Regions from separate parts of the Mus musculus genome. Here region 2 is linked to region 1. A link is a loop called in an ENCODE intact Hi-C map of the cell type or tissue named here. Cell type or tissue: left cerebral cortex. All regions are shown on one strand. Links, peaks and the distances in the headings refer to the core of each region. The heading gives the core; the rest is flanking DNA. Region 1 overlaps Frem2 (Fras1 related extracellular matrix protein 2). Region 2 holds the start of Trpc4 (transient receptor potential cation channel, subfamily C, member 4).

Evidence for each region. A loop is a pair of places that touch in the nucleus more often than their neighbours do. Peaks named below come from ENCODE experiments on the same cell type or tissue, not always from the same donor. Only the 100,000 strongest peaks of a DNase experiment are listed, where the experiment ranks them.
Region 2: a loop joins it to region 1, with 2.4 times the contacts of the local background. A loop is called at or near these places in 5 of 42 quality-filtered maps.

Annotation. Positions count from the first base shown.
Region 1 is chr3:53,587,759-53,593,137 of GRCm38, reverse strand. Frem2 (Fras1 related extracellular matrix protein 2) reads left to right here. Exons shown (of 24, transcript NM_172862.3): 3 at 3,277-3,423. Among named protein-coding and RNA genes, the nearest start is that of Frem2, 67 kb to the left of the region's middle. In left cerebral cortex, for the core only: a CTCF peak has its summit at 2,883 (motif pointing left); a DNase peak (open chromatin) is centred at 2,853.
Region 2 is chr3:54,153,189-54,158,567 of GRCm38, reverse strand. It overlaps Trpc4 (transient receptor potential cation channel, subfamily C, member 4), which reads right to left and starts at 2,511. Exons shown (of 11, transcript NM_016984.3): 1 at 2,309-2,511. In left cerebral cortex, for the core only: CTCF peaks have their summits at 3,071 and 3,601; DNase peaks (open chromatin) are centred at 2,485, 2,771, 3,085, 3,521 and 4 more places; H3K4me3 peaks cover 3,685 bases; H3K27ac peaks cover 2,438 bases.

The sequences.
Region 1 (5,379 bases), core at 218-5,217:
AATGAAATCTCAAAAGTGCTGGGTAGACCTGTGACCATACTTATTTAGCCATATGAAATTCAGACCTGTAGATAAACAGGTAATTTGGTACCTTTTCCAAAATGAAAGATGTTTGAGATCTGTCTTTTAAAACTATATTTTAAATTAAAGGATTCAGTACTGAAAGTGATAGGTAACCCTTATTTAGAAATTCATATGACCTGGTAAATGAGGCACAAGAGAGTTCTTTTTTGTTTTGTTTGTTTGTTTGTTTGTTGTTTGCTTGCTTGTTTTCCTAACAACAAGCAAAATTAACTGCCTGCCTGCCCTCTAGACCAGCAGTTAGAGTGGGAAGAGACAGAAAACGATTAGATAAAGGAATAACGTATATTTAGGAAATGAGACTGTGGAAGGGATGGCAGAGTAAAGCTAATCCAACAAAGAGACTTACAAGTGCTAATTTTTGCTGGGGTGTCCTGATTCACTCAGGGGTGGGGCAGAGTGATATATATATATATATATATATATATATATATATATATATATATATATATACCACCCAATATATATATATATATATATATATATATATATATATATATATATATATATACCACCCAATACTCTTCAATGCATAGTATTTAGCAGGCATCAATATTTCTTGGACTATTTCAGGAAAGACGGTCAAGCTGTAAAGTGGTATAAATATTGTCAAATTTGGAGAAATAGACATTGTCTAGGCGAGCGGAACTGTGAGGGTTTTTAGACGATGCAGCATGCGAAGCCTGCCGCTAAGTAGCAATCCTTAGATTCACCAGGAAAACCAACTCTACCATTCCGGGTCAGCTTCAAAGCAAGCTTCATTAAATATTAAATCCTGACCAAGAGATGGACCTTAGTCAGGGCCTGAGAATGTCCCTGAGCCTGTGTTGCAAGGATTTAGAAGGAACAACCCTGTAGGCCACCACACTCTCCCATGAGGCTTTGTTGTTTTCCAAGAATGACAACTCCGAGCATCCCAGGAAGTTGCTTGCTTCCTGGGCAGGTGGTGCTTACAGGTAGTTTGGGGCACTGCACAAGTTCACACACACAACAACAAGGGGTTAGATATGGCTGGATGTTTCCCTTCTTAGCAAGTGATGGCGCACTGACATTCCTGTCTGTGAACAGATGGGAACTGCTTAAGTCGGGTAGTTACTGCTTCCATCTCTTTTCCCGTTCCTCAGATCAGAGCCTTCAGACTTTTCCAGCTATTCATGACCTATGTACTAGGTTAGATCAGCTTTTCTCTGCTGTAACAAAGAGCCTGAGATAACCATCGTAAGAGCACAGCCTACTCTGGTTGATTCGAATAACTGGCCCTCATCCTTTGGCCCTGTGGCATGGCAACAGATCATGGTGGTGTTTCTAACGCCCACATGGTGACTCACAAGCTCCTATAACTCCAGTTCCATAGATATATGCATACTTATGTACAAAACACCTATACACATAAAGTACTAAAATAAATACTAAAAAGATGAATGGGGGTGGGTGTTTCCCCGTGTTCCTGAGACTGAGGTAAGAGTATTGCAAGTTCAAAATCTGCTGCTTTGCACTATATAGTAAGACTCCACCTCAAAAGCCAAACTAACAAACGAACAAATAACAAACTGGAAATGAACTGAAAGACAGAAGTGTCCATAGCCTCATCACCTTGAAGCATGAAATCACCTTGTGTGTGCAGTTCTTTCGACATAGCAGTGTCCACAGCACATGTTGCTGCTTCTGCATCACAATGTCAAGAGTTTCCTGTTTATTGACTTTTGTGGGGTGCAGCCACTCAGCAGTACTGGGGATTCACCCAGACATCCATTGCACACACCAGGCAAGTGCTGCGAGTAGTTCCAGCCTCAGCCCTGTAGCTACTGTGTAGTGGCTGAAAGGTTTGATAGTGCTTTGACGTAGTACAATAGAGTACTCCTTGAGTGTTTTGCGTCTGGGGCAATGATGGGAACTATTATAGTCGATGCTTCCTTTCAAATCTATTTTGACTTCTTTGGGAGCAAAACTCCCATGGAAGGCTCACAGGGTCAGGTAACAGAGCGTCCTTTTGCTTCCTGCGTGCGTCTTGTAGGAACTTTTGAAGAGGCTGAGGTGAGTTAAATGTCAAACGATGAGGAAGCAATCCCTTCACAGCTTCAGCCGCATGATCTGTTGCCTTTGATTCTCAGCGAGCCTCCGACAGCATAAATTGTCTGTAGTTTTTACTTCTAAATATTTCAGAGGAAACAGACCCTGTGCCTCTTCCCCGATTGCTTCTCCCTGTGTAGATTTTCATTCGGTCAACAGGAGTCTTGACATTTCTCCCTCTCTCGTATTTCTCTACTGTAGCTTTCTTTGTGTCAACTCAAAAGAGAGGAAGCTAGAATTCGAACTATGCCTGTAGCTGTGTTTGTGATTGAGGCTCCCCCACCCCCACCCCCTTTCTCTTTTCCAGAGAGACTTAAAAGGAATTAGTGATGCCTTTGTTTATGGACCTCATAGATCAAAGGAAGTTGAGGGATAGGTGTGGAGTGGTCAGCTGATAACACTCCTTTCATTTTCCCAACAGAATAGCTCTCACATTATAGAGACCAGCACCAGGTTCATTTTCTCCCTAGAGGCAGCCAGCTCCATTTTGGTGGGAAGGTGGGAGGAGAGCCAATGAAAGGGGCTGTCTGTTTGCTCTCAGGACTGGAGTGGAGTCTAGTGGGAAGGGGAGTGGAGAAAGAATATTTGTTTTTCTTTAAGTGGTTATAATTAAAGCCTTCCACCCAATTGCTCTGTGAACCAGAAAGAGGTATTTGTGAAGGTTTTTGTGTGTGGTTTTTAAGAACATTGCTGGCCTCTGAATAGAGAAGTCTGCTCTCCAGCGGCACCTTGTGGTGAGTGGTTTTTAAATAAATAATTTTATCAACCGAGAGAATACATAAACACAAGGTATTTTGATCTTATTCATCCCCCTACTCTTCCCACATCTACCCCATCTCTTTGTTTCATGATTTTTTTTTTTTTTTTGCTTCAGACTACTGCATGCTTCTTTCTGTTTTCCAACTCTACCCCCAATCCTGAAAGAGGGAGGGATTTCTCAAAGATTGTATCATCCAGGAATGTTTACCAGTCAATTGAGAGGTTAGCTCCATCTCCATGCACGTGCCCTGGAGTTGCATATTAAATCCAGCAGTATTCTTTCCAAAGTCGCATAGTTTGTGACTTTTTAAAGGCCATTCATTCAGGAAAGCAGTAATGGCAGGTTTCACACTCTTTGTTTTCCAGGTGGAAACAGGTTAACCAACCAGCATTTTCGACTGAATTGGGCGTGGATCTCCTTTGAAAAAGAGTATTACTTGATCAACGAAGACTCCAAATTTCTAGATATTGTTCTTACACGCAGAGGATACTTGGGAGAAACTTCATTTATAAGTAAGTTTAATTAGCACTTCACCTGTGTTTATAATTTTTCTCTAGTGATTAAACCATAGCACGAATTTAGCTTGATGAATTTAAAATCTTAGTGAGATGTTGATATCTGATTTTTGGCTACGAAGAGATCATGTCAACAGATTTGTGTCAAGGTGCATGAGTGTGACCTTTCGCCAGTAAAAAATAAATTCGCAAAATTGGAAGTAATCACCAGTGAATTCGAAATAAAATCAAATGTCACTGGGTTAGAATAAGCTGATGTGCATCTAATTTATCCCCAGGGGACAAGTCATCTGAAACAGTGGTGTAAAATACTCATGACAGCTACTTTAATAAATAAGCAAAATGTATTCAGTGAGTTGTTAGGTATCAGACACTGTGCACTGAGTTTGAAGGCTCTGTGGTTCACTGTAAATTCCTTCCTGACTGCTACATCACATGAAAGGTCTATTCTGTGGGTTTTCTTTGTTAAAATATTAAATGTTAAATCCTAGTTGGTTACTTCTGTCTTATGCAATAAAACCAAGAGTCAACGGCAAATAATTATCTTCAACTTTGATTCATGTCCACATTTCATTTCCTATAACCATAAAATATGGAAAGATATGAAGCAGAAATATAGTTGGTGTAGAGTTCTGAAGCCCTTGATGACACAGAGATGTCACTTTGAGAAACGCCCACTTAATAGGATCTGTAAACACAAAAGAGCTTTGTGGAGGGGAACGATGAGGCAGGAACACATTGGCAGAAATATAAGGGCTGTCTCCGAAATTACTACTGAGAAACTGTGCTGGACTGTTGGCCTGTGAACATTAGGTCCCTATCAACAGAGGTTCCCCCACTAATCTCTCTGCTCTTCCCTGGCACATTTGGACTCTGGATATTAATATTTTTTATTTTAAAAATAGGATTTTTACTGCCTGGTGGTACCTCCCTTTCCTAACACGCAGGAGGCAGGTAGGCAGATGGCTGTGAGTCGGAGACCAGCCTGGGTTTCCCAGTGAAACCCTGTGCAGAAAACCTGAAAGGAACATAAAATGTCTTGTTTTGTTAATTTTCGAAAGAGGCCTTTCCAGCTGCAGCCGGGACAGCAGCTCCTGGCCCTTCCTTTGCTACACTTGCACAGGACTGCAGTTCCCATTCTGTTTAAGATTCTGGAGTGCGGTAGATGTTGACAACACCCTCCCGTTGAGACTTGCTCTCTCTCCCTGCGCTCTGCTCTGTGCATGTGCCCATTTGGCTGTCAGGGAGGGGTCAGGCCCAACTATGCTTTGTGCCTGAAAACACAGAGAATACGTTGCACTGAAAACAGGCAAAAGCAGCACACCTCAGCAGTCACCAGCGATGTTTTTATCCATTATGCAACTTGTCCCATTCTATGTGATTGGCACTCATTTTTTCCACGGATGACACTGACACTGAGAAAGTTAACAGTTGAAAAGTATTTTATAGACTTTTAAATTCTGAACATTTTTCTCACTGCCCTGCTGCTTTTGTTTGGTTTGTTTTTGTGGTTTGGTTTTTGCAGCAGAATGCTAATGTGTTTTTCTAAGTTATGTTTGGAGCAGCTATTGTTCCCTGAGCCTGTGACTATATTAGCGATACTCCGCAACTGTCCTTGGGTCACCTCACATAGCTATTTAGTAAACTAGGGTGGAAGAAAGCCAGAAAGACACTGTGGGCCCACATCTGCCATTATCGAAGATGGTCCTGCAACGCTGCTGAGGCCTGAAACTGAGGTCAAGTTCAAGGCAGAGCAGACCTACAGAGCTCGCCAGGGAGGCTGCTCCTCCACACAACCTACACTTCCACTGTGGACTCTGAGCAGGCCTTGTAGCCACAGAGAGACTATCACTCTTCACAAAGAGGGCACTTCATCTTAGTAACACTAAGGGAAATCATGTTTGCATTGCTGTGACTGAATGCCGGACAGATGAAACTTAAGGGTTGCCCTGG
Region 2 (5,379 bases), core at 60-5,059, 570 kb before region 1:
AGAGCACTGAAAAACAGCCCATTGGCCTTATATATCCATTATAGCATGAAATGACACAATAGGTTATGAACCATGATGCGTTTCTGTCCTCTGGGTGTGGATGCTTAACCAGACAGGTTTTTAGCTCTTTGGTTAGATGCGGTTCTTGGAGTTTGAAGCACATACACTAAACAAGAATGACCTTCAAAGGTCCACTAAACAGAAAGGATAGGCGGACAGTTTTCATGGTTCCAAGCCTCTATAAAATATGAACTGATTCAGGTTCTACTCTGTGAAAAGCTATCTATCCCGAGACTGTTTGGTTCTTTGAAACAGCCACTTTACACATCCCGTCGGCTCTTTTCATCTTGGCTGTCTAGAAATAAATGCAACACAAATATGAATAATATAAGATTATTTAAAACATGGAAGCCTTATAAATCTAGTCCCTCTCATATCTCTGAGAATGACTGAAAAGAAGAAAACTGAGATGTGCTTCATTTCTTAAGATCAGAGATTCTTACAAAAGCTATCAATGCGTGGCAGCTTCAGCTAAGAGATGTTTGTTTCCTGTCCAGCTTTGATACCTGATGCTTCTGATGAATGCTCCTTCCAGATCACACTGATAAACTTTTCTAAGTTCACACTTGCAAATCTTTTCCTCGTGATATATCCCCTCAGAGGACCATGGGCAACTCTGATGTCTCTCTTTCACCAACCTGTAGGTTTTTGGCCCCTTTGCCTTTCTTGGCTTAAGTCTATCCTTCCTCCTCCTCCCACCAGTCAGTGTAAAGATTCAGATCAAAGTTCAGGCAAGGCAAAGCTGCTCCTTGCAGTCTTTCTCTGAAACCGTGCACATGCACTCTCCCTCCCTCTCCTTGCTACCCTTTTTAATCCAAGTTATTCATATATCCTTTGATGCCCATTTACCTTGCCCGGGCTGACTGATTGATCCTGGTTAACCACAGCATTGATTTGCAGAGATTGTAAAGACCTTCATTCACTTTACCCACGTTAAATTCAATTTTGATCCTAATTCTGAGTTTCGGACAGGATTACCCCTATATCTTACTACTTTGTTTCTCTTAAGAGCTGGATGTTTCCTGGTTTACTGTCCAGATGAACAGAAGTAGGCGTTACAAATATAACTTTAAATAGCAAATCGTAACACCGTTAACATAACCGCCAACTCCTACTCTCGGTGTCTGAGTCTTTAAAAAAAAATCCTCTGCTAAATCTTTTATTCTTCCTAAAGAATTTTTAAGTACTTTGCATTGTGATGACTACGAGAGAAAAGCCAGCGAGCCTATGAACCTCGGTGGTTTATTTTATCACAGTTTTACAAATCTGTTCGAAGATTTCATTTTAAAGGCACAGTGACAGCGTTTTCTCTCTCTTCCCACTCGTTTGGCTTAGTAGCTTACTCCCTCCGTAAGTAACTTGATAACCTTTTATAGCAGCCAGCGGTATTTAATGATAATGCTCCCCTGGGAAAAACCGCAGTGGGCAGGGATACACCACAGTGGCTGGAGAACACTGGACACATGGTCTTTGGTCCCTCTGCCCAGCTCACCTCCACCCTCATGTCTCTATCTTTCTCTGTCTCTCTCTGGAGTCACAAAAGGCAGTTCGCAGCTGGAAACAACAAGTTGCGCCATGGATTCAAGCTATCTACTCAAGTAGCAAGCAGAGTCACTGGTTCAGCTGGAATCTCAGTTGCCAAGCGAACTAGGAACCCCCAAACCTGGTCCAACCACAAGCTTAAAAGTGCTTTTGCTGCTTGACAGAGGAAAATGACGCAGAGGGGAATGAACCCACTGAACAGCGGTCGCTGTCCTCCCTTCGTGCCCTCAGCTCGTTGGAGAGTCATAGAGCTCACCTTACGTGCCCAAGGACCATGTCATTTCCATCCTCTCCAAACGTCCAAACGCGCACGGGAGGTTGTACACAAGCACCGAGCTCCCCAGCACCGCGGGGATAAGGGCTGATCCTTTGTTTACCATGTAAATCACACCGGGGGTTCGCTCTTCGTCCTCACCCCTGCCTCACAACGCGATACAGAGAGAGCCTGGAAGCACCCCCAAACTCCCCCTTATCCCAGGTCATCCAAAGAAAGCTTCGCGAAAATCTTTCCCCGAACCTTAAAAAAGCAACCTTTTTAAAAAGAAGAAGAACCTTAAAAAGCTGCTGCACCCTGGTGACTCGCGTAAGCCCCCAGGGATACCCGCCTCCTAGCAGGGAGCCTGCTTCCCAGTCGGCTTAGGAAACTTAATCAGTATCCCAGATGTGAGGCCCGCGTCTGGAGCGCGGAGCCTGCACCCTCTCTTACCCGCAAAGTTGCAATCTGGTGGTTGAAGTGACCGAGGTGGGCTCGGCGAGCGCGCAGCACCAGTGCTGTGCCTGGTGCTAGCGCAGCTGGTCAGTTCCGATGGGGTTTCCGTAGTCGCTACCGAGTTTTTTGGAGCATTCCAAGGGGGAAAAAAACCCGCACGAAACCAGAGCCCACGCAGCTGGCACAGAACTGGGCGGAGTGAGGATGCTGGAGAGCCAGAGCAGGGGCGCGGGGGAGGGGCAGCCCAGGAGGGGGCGGGGTGCCCAGGACGACAGCCTCGCCCACCAGGCACTGATGCTCTCCCCACCTATACCCCCGGAAAAGTTGCGTTCCCAAGGTGGCCAAAGAGCAGCCTGGAGGACCGCCCCCACCCATCCTGGGTCTGCCCGAATGGATGCGCATCCCACGCACCTCCCTAGGAGCGGGTATAAAGGACCCACAAACACCTCAACGCGCCACCCGGGAGCATCTCTCCAGGTCAGTCAGCAAGCAGGGTGGCTCGCCATATGTCTGCTTGTCACTCAGCTAAGTGGTGGTCAGGACAGACCCGGAGGTCTTGGGTGTTTGGCATACACAGATCAGGGCTTGGTGTAGCCCAGGAGAAATGCAAAACTTCACTTGTCAACCGAACCCAACCCTGGAAAGCCCTGCTCCAACCATACTAAGCAGCTGGTCAAAGGATTGGAACAAATTGTCTCTCCCCCTACCCAGCCCTGGCAACTCTTGTAGCCGCCCTGGACTCCTGGCACCCCCTTCCCTGTCCTCAAGGTGTCACACTTGCCTTGCTAGTGCAGGGATGTGCTTGCCACTACCATCAACAATCCAGACAGTGGCAATAAATAAATGATAAGCCCCCAGCATCCCATCCACTCCTACCTGGCTCCCTCTAAACAACTGGCAATCAAGATTCCCACGTATTTAATCCCAAATTATGGGCCAGCGTAGGAGCTGGAGGTCCTGGTGGCTGCAGGTGGGCATGTTGGTGAACGACGGTGTCTGCCACCGGACTCAGCATCTCTAACTCTAATCTTGAGCTTCCAGATACAGCTTATCTCTTGGTGTAGTATTCATACACAAAAATAAGATCCAAGTACAGAGGTGGAAAAGTTCATGTAACTTGCCACACCTTTATTGTTCGTGATCTCAAGACCAAGGGACAAACTTAGCAGTGCGTTTGCCAAAAGGCTTCAGCCCCCTCCTACCTTCACTTCTCGGGTTTCTTTTTCAGAGCACAGGCGGTTGTGAGCTCCCCCCATCGCCTGTAAGCATCCCAGCAGCAAGATTTAATAGACTCAGGCTCACTCTGCGTTTCTGAACGTCAGATGAGTGAGGTGGGTTTTTTTTTTTTTCCGTTTCGTTTTTTTGTTTTTGTTTTTTAAGGGTAATTGCAGAGTAAGGAGGCTTTGTTGACTTTGGAGTGTACTCTTTGGAGTGAAGGTTTTGTTTTGTTGTTCTTTTCAAAATGCTGTTTGTAGTTGTCAAGTTTTCTTTCTCCTGAGCTAACTGCTCCTCTCATAGGTCAGCATGACCCCTAGAGTGATTTTGAGAGAGCACAGCCCACAGTCCGTCCCACAAAATACCGAGGCCTTTACAGTACACCAAACAAACCTGTACCAGAAAACTGGATGAGCAACAGAAGAACTCCATCCCTACCCCGAATCCCTCTACAGATCTCCATAAATGTGTGTCAACATCTTTCAAAGGTAGTTTTCTTGTCTTAGCATTAAACACTGGATTTTATAAAATATGCAAAACACATCACTCGGTAGACATGGAGATGAACTTTACAATAAATCTAAACCTACTTTCTACTGAAGAAGAAAAGAAGAAAAACACACATCGACATCTGTTTGGCGTGGTACAACTGAAACTACTTCTTTAAAAAAAAATTTCACAAAACCTGTTTTTCTTAATGATCAGTAAATGTATAAAAACCAAACCTGGAGCAGACATTGGTTGAAGAAGTGTTTCTGCTAAAATACAGGCTGTCATGAGTGTAGGTCCTTAAGACAGGTTTAAGGATGCTTGAAAAGGAACTCAACACTTGAGATCATCCACACAGCTCTCTTAGGGCTCTTACTTCTTCATAGCAGATACCATTTTTTATCATGATATCAGAGACAGATATTTTTTCTAGTCTTCCCTAATTTGTTATTCTTCCCATAAGAAAGGTGGATGTGAGTCCACAATAAAAACAAAATAGAAAAAAAAAAAAAAAAAAAAAGGAAAGCAAAAGCAAAACCTTGAGGACCACAAAACGCACACCAGCATCATCGGCGTTTGCTCCTAGCAGCCTGTGTTCCCTTGGAAGGAAGAGCAATGGACCACAAACCCTCCTCAGCAGCAGCGTGTGCAAGTCTGGATTGCCGTAGCTGTGCTTGTGATACATGAAATGATTGGTAATTATACAAAAAAAAAAAAAAAAAAAAAGGTAAGGCATTTAAACAGTCTGGTGAGAAGAAACCTGTAAGTCCTTAAGCTGCAGGTCAGTGGGGCCAAAGGAATCTACACTCAAGCAGATTTGTTTATTTGGAGTTTAGGTTTGTGTCTGATTCAAGGAAAGAAGAAGTTACTGTTGCCTTGAAATTAGCAACAGGAAGTAAACCAAGGAATGGCAGCGGTAAGGCAGTTACATCTAGTGCCTATTCACACTTCAAACAGATCATGAAGTTGGGATCACTGTTGTTTGAGGAAAGGAATTTTTAACCTCTAAAGTTTCTGTTTTCTCTTCAGGAGCTACAATGTGTATAGTTCTTTCTTTGAAAACTGAAGAAGAAAGAGACAACGTTACAGGCACAGAGATATGGAAAACTCACTTCTGCCAAGGACCATTGTCATGGTTTTCTGTGATAGTGAGGCATTCATGAAGAATGCCATTACTGTCTCTCTCTCTCTCTCTCTCTCTCTCTCTCTCTCACACTATATATATATATATATATATATATATATATATATATATACACATACACACACATATGCACCATTACCTACCATGCATGTATAGTAGACTTCTCTCCATATATATATATATATATATATATATATATATATATATATTCTCCATATTA